Linked DNA regions of Homo sapiens: region 2 is linked to region 1. The links are chromatin contacts, found by Hi-C in ENCODE. All regions are on one chromosome and are shown on one strand. Each heading gives the region's core, a stretch centred on a gene start or an enhancer-like site at or near the end of the contact. The rest is flanking DNA. Distances are from core to core; before and after follow the strand shown. Region 1 holds the start of TXK (TXK tyrosine kinase). Region 2 overlaps ATP10D (ATPase phospholipid transporting 10D (putative)).

Region 1 (2,700 bases), core at 189-2,688:
GCAGGATGTGCAGTTTTGTTACATAGGTGAACGTGTGCCATGGTGGTTTGCTGCACCTATCAAAAACTCATCACCTAGGTATGCATTAGCTATTTTTCCTGATATTAGCCTGATATATATATTTCCTGATATTAGCCTGGCATGCATTAGCTATTTTTCCTGATGCTCTCCCCTCATCTGCCCTCCCCAACAGGCCCCAGTATGTGTTGTTCCCCTCCCTGTGTCCATGTGTTTCATGGTTCAGTTCCCACTTATAAGTGAGAACATGTGGTGTTTGGTTTTCTGTTCCTGCATTACTTTGCTAAGGATAACGGCTTCCAGTTCCATCCATGTCCCTGCAAAGGACATGATTTCATTCTGTATAGCTGCATAATATTCCACGGTGTATATGTACCACATTTTCTTTATCCAGCCTATCATTGATGGGCATTTTGGTTGCTAACCATGCACAACTTTTAACTGACTTGTAGCTCATTGAAGGAGTCGGTCCTGGCACACTCTACCTTACTATCACTGTCAGCCTTTTCTCCTTCCTTCCTGACCTTCCCTCCTCCCATCCCATACTTCCCTTTTCACCTTGAGGAGCTACGGGAAGTACTAGGTGGTATGAAAGAGAGTGAGGAGAAGATAGAGTCCCTGTCCTAATGGTCAGTGTATGCTTTTTATGGGAAAACAAGATAGATAGCACCTGGCAACATTTGTCAACATTTCCTTCAAAAATCTTTAAATATTTTTCACTAAGACTTAGAAAAAAAGTTTTATACGAAAGCATAACAAAGGCAAAAGGTGAAGTAAAAATAACAGTCATCACCCAGAATGCTAAGGAGACCTTAATCTAAACCAGGAAATTGGAAGGGCGATTAGAATATGCTGTGTCTTCATTAAAGTTGCTCTGTTAATTAGTTGACACATGGTTATGCTTTCCAGTGGGATGAAGTGAAACTCCCAAGTGTGTTTTGTATTGTTGGTGTTTTTATATTTCTCAGCCATCCCCCAATCACATTTTAGGGTTATTACTAGATTGACTTCCCCCAAATAAAGTGTCTGCTGAGTGGGAGGATGGAACATTCTAAACTCAATATTCCAGAGCCTAGAATCTAATTGTTTCTGCCACTCACGGTGTGGCCTTGGGCAAGTCCCTTATTCTGTCTGTGCCTTCATTTCCTTCCCAGTCCAGAGAGGGCAGTTTGATTTGATAATTTTAAAGGTGCCTTTTACCAAAATTTTGTGATTTCTTGAAAATGATGTTTGCGAGTCACCCACACCTTTGGGGATGAGAGACTAATAGCAGATACCCTCAGAGATTGGGATGGAGATTACTGAGCTTTCTTATATATGCCATTGGTTGTCATTTATACTCTTCTGAGGTTTTCAGAACAGGAAAATAGGTGGGGTTAACTCTGCCCGTGAGAAACATCTTGAGCGAACTATGATTTCAGTTGAAAGATGTGTTTTTGTGAGTAGAGCACCGCAGAAGAACTGAAGACTGTTGTGTGCTCCCCGCAGAAGGGGCTACCATGATCCTTTCCTCCTGTGAGTAAGATGGGCTTTGTCATTTATTTTTGGGGCTTGTTCTGGGGCCTGTTATTCTTGAACAGCAGAGGAAGTTTTTTTTTTCCAAGGCATAGAGCTTGGGGACATTAAAAGATAATTTCCTCAGATGTTGTGACAGAGTTTTGTTTCTTATTTAAAGAACCACAGTGATGATGTAATTCTAATAAAGGTTCAGCATTGAGAACATAAATGAAAGAAAAACAGAAAGAGTGTCCAGAAATCTGCATATGTGTGTGTAGAAATGCAATCAGTATGAAGTACTTGTTTTTAGAATGAGACTGTAATGAGCTCTGGGCTGAAGGCCAGGAGACCAAGTTCTAGTTCTGGATTTGCTCCAGCAGTGGTGGATCACAGTGGGCAACTTTATATATATATAAATACACACACATACACACACACACAAATAAATATCTATATTTAAGGCAAAAGGAAGAGAAGTCAAAACACAACTGTGTTTATACTCTGAAATTATCTGCTTTATCAAGTAAACATATAGACTTAACCTTTATTTTCACAGGGGTATTTATTCACAATTCTATGTAGACTTCCGTTATCGAGGACCTTTCCCAAGCAATTGAAATTTAGGCAAAACTGATTCTTATCTGCAGTCAGAGCCTGAGTAAAGGCCAAAATAAGAGTCAAAGTCACGAGTCTCTACCTGGTTAAAAGTGTGAACATGGTCAAGTGTGAACACTGGCTCAAATGTCTCTTTCCCTCATATATAATACTACATATGAAGATGTTATTTTAATATTTTTATAGAATATAAGACCATCATTAAAAATAAGTGCTTGTTTTAGGAGAACAGAGAAAGATTCCCTAGACACTGTTATCTGTGAAGATCCTTGGTTTGAAAGAGCTGTGGGGGATGCTTATAAATCCAAAGAAATTAGAATAAAAAAAAAAACCAAGCAGAATAGTCTTCTAAATAAGAAGGCAGCCGTCATATCAGAATTGCAATGTGTTTGTTTCTTTATAAAGGTATTTATTGAGCACCTACTATGGGCCATGGTCTATACCAGTTCCTTTATATTCATTATCTGAAATCTTCACTACAAACTGGCAAGGTGAAAATTGTTATTCTTATCTAGCCAATAAGAAAATTGTGCCTTTGAAAGTTTAAATCTTGCCAGAAACTCATATGGT
Region 2 (2,700 bases), core at 37-2,536, 600 kb after region 1:
TTGAGGTACCACCATTAGACAAAGTTCAGCTTCTATATTAATTGCACTTACTGCAAATTCCAAAAATGTCCTGTATTTTACCTGTGTCTGATAATTGGCACTTACGGTATGGTACCTTCAGAGTTTTGTATGAGGCACTGGCTGTCACATACAGCTTCCATGAAACATCTATCTACTATGTGCCCAGCGCTCCAACCCAGATGCTAGAAATAGAAAAACAAACATGCAGTCTGGACTCCCGTGGTCTAAGAGGAGGTAATACAGGTAGAAACATGTAAGAGTAGTAAAAATATGATAGTATGATACGAATCTGATATTCAGCATACAGTGTAGTCACAAATAGGGAGGATGTCAGTTCTACCTTAGAGCATGAAGATCAAAGAAGGTGTCATATAGACAGGTAGCTTAAGCATCTCAATTTGTGCTTAATTTTTGAAAACAGGCCACAAAGCAGGAAAAGAATAAGGAGCCAGTTTAGTGTATTAAAATAATTCCACAGAAAATCACTGTATCTACCTAGGCTGATTCTCTTATTAAATGCTTCCCTGCCAATGGCTGAGGCCAGCTCTCAGGATGGACATGAATAGAGTAGACAAAAGCCCCTCCAATCACTAGTGAAGGCAGAATCTGAGGATTCCAGAAGGGAGGCCACTTTGGCAGTCAGGTCATGATAGTCAGAAAATAAAGCAGCAAATTTCAAAGCAAACGGATATCAGAGGAGCCATCACAAGTGGGAATCAAAGGGCAGGGAAACATGTTGCCCAGAAACCTAGGGAAAAGTGACAATTTGGATAGGCAGAAAGCTAATAGGGCCTTGGAACTAGGTAAGTGCTCTGAACAAGACTCAGTGCCCAGCACAGCAAATGATGCTCGAATGTGTCTATTAAGAAGAACCATATCCAAAGGGTGAAAAGAGAGGCTGACAAAAGTAGGCCATGGCTCCACTCCCAGAAATTTTGAACTACTTGTCAAGATGATACAGGAGCAAACAGTTCTGAGGTAGCAAGAGCCGGAGTCTCAGACACTAGACAAACTATCAGAATTGGGACACAGGATCAGAATTTCTGTGGCAACAGTGTTCTCATACAGTTTTTTAAAAATCTAACTACATGCACTGGGCCAGATTCTTTGCAGAGTGCTATATGCTCCAGACCACAGAGTGTAGACTAGAGTTCCTTCCTGTTCTCTCCACCGCATAAACCAAATACATCCTGCTAGGGGCAAGTCTGAGCTCATCAGGGAGTCAGCGTGCCCAGCTGTGGGAAGAGGACAGCTGAATAGGCTGCACCCTAAGACAGATCTGACCTCAGGTGAAAAAATGGCAGCCCCTGATTCTGACATTTACAAGAGGAAACTTTATTCACAGTCAGCAGCTAGAGGAAATGATCCTTGAAAAGGACTCATCCTAAGAGATGGCTTATGAGAATGTTTCTGATGAGAGAGGGGCAGCTGCCTAACTTCTTTTCATGAAGACCATCTAAAATTTCCATGGAAGGACTTTTCTAATACTAACCCCAATAACTTCAGGATAAATGTTTCTTTTTAACAAAATACACAAGGCCCTTCAGGCTCTGGCCTCTTCATGATCTGCCTTATTGCTCACCTACATTCCAGACATACTTAGCCACATAGAACAATACAAATACACTGTAGTCTTGGGCCTCTGTGCTCTTGCCTATGTTGCTCCCTCAGCCTGAAATGCCAGCCATTCTTTTCACTTTATTGTTTGCCTAGCATCTTCTCATTCTTGAAGATTTAATTCCAGCATTATCTCCTGATTAAGACTAAGCCTTTCCCTCTTTCCACTGCATGGTTCCCTCCCTGTCCCTACCCTATCAGATGTCTGTATCCAGTGCTACTTACAGATGCTATGGAATCCTGAACAGACCAATAACAAGAAATGAAATTGAATCATTAATAAAAGACCTACCAACAACAAAAAGCCCAGGGCCAGATGGATTTATAGTCAAATTTTCTCATCAGTGCAAAAAAAAATAGCTGATACCCATCTTACGGAAACTATTCCAACAAGTCAGAGGAGTCAGATTAGGGGCTCCCTAACTCATTCCATGAAGCCAGCATCACCATGATACCCAAATCTGGCAAGGACACAACAACAACAAAAAAGAAAGCTTCAGGCTAATATCCCTGATGAATACAGATGCAAAAATCTTCAATAAAATATTAGCAAACCAAAGCCAATAGCACATCAAAAAGATAATCCATCATGATCACATGGTTTTATTCCAGAGACAGAAGGATAGTTTAACATATACAAATCAATAAATGTGATTCACCACATAGACAGAATTAAAAACTAAAACTAGGCTGGGCGCAGTGGCTCATGCCTGTAATACCAGCACTTTGGGAGGCCAAGGCAGGCAGATCACCTGAGGCCAGGAGTTAGAGACCAGACTGGTCAACATGGCAAAACCTCATCTCTACTAAAAATACAAAAATTACCCAGGCATGGTGGCACGTGTCTATAATCCCAGCTACTCAGGAGGCTGAGGCACAACAGTTGCTTGAACCAGGAGGTGGAGGTTGCAGTGAACTGAGATCGCACCACTCTGCTCTAGCCTGGGAAATAGAGTGAGACTGTCTCGAAAAACAAACAAACAAACAAACAAACAAAAAGAACAACAACAGCAACAACAACAAAAACCCACATAATCATTTCAATAGATGTAGAAAAAACAC

Evidence for each region. A loop is a pair of places that touch in the nucleus more often than their neighbours do. Pooled maps may share reads with other maps.
Region 2: a loop to region 1 is called in a pooled map, with 2.3 times the contacts of the local background. The contact joins the enhancer-like site here to the promoter of TXK in region 1. A Hi-C loop is called at or near these places in 5 of 50 pooled maps.

What each region holds. Positions count from the first base shown.
Region 1 is chr4:48,132,988-48,135,687 of GRCh38, reverse strand. TXK (TXK tyrosine kinase) reads left to right here and starts at 1,438. Exons shown (of 15, transcript NM_003328.3): 1 at 1,438-1,533. The coding sequence starts at 1,518. RefSeq lists a silencer at 1,702-1,996.
Region 2 is chr4:47,530,382-47,533,081 of GRCh38, reverse strand. All of the region lies in intron 5 of ATP10D (ATPase phospholipid transporting 10D (putative)), which reads right to left. Among named protein-coding and RNA genes, the nearest start is that of ATP10D, 46 kb to the right of the region's middle. Within about 2 kb of position 1,286, at least 17 of the 41 ENCODE cell types and tissues checked have a DNase peak (open chromatin) inside an H3K27ac peak, as active enhancers do.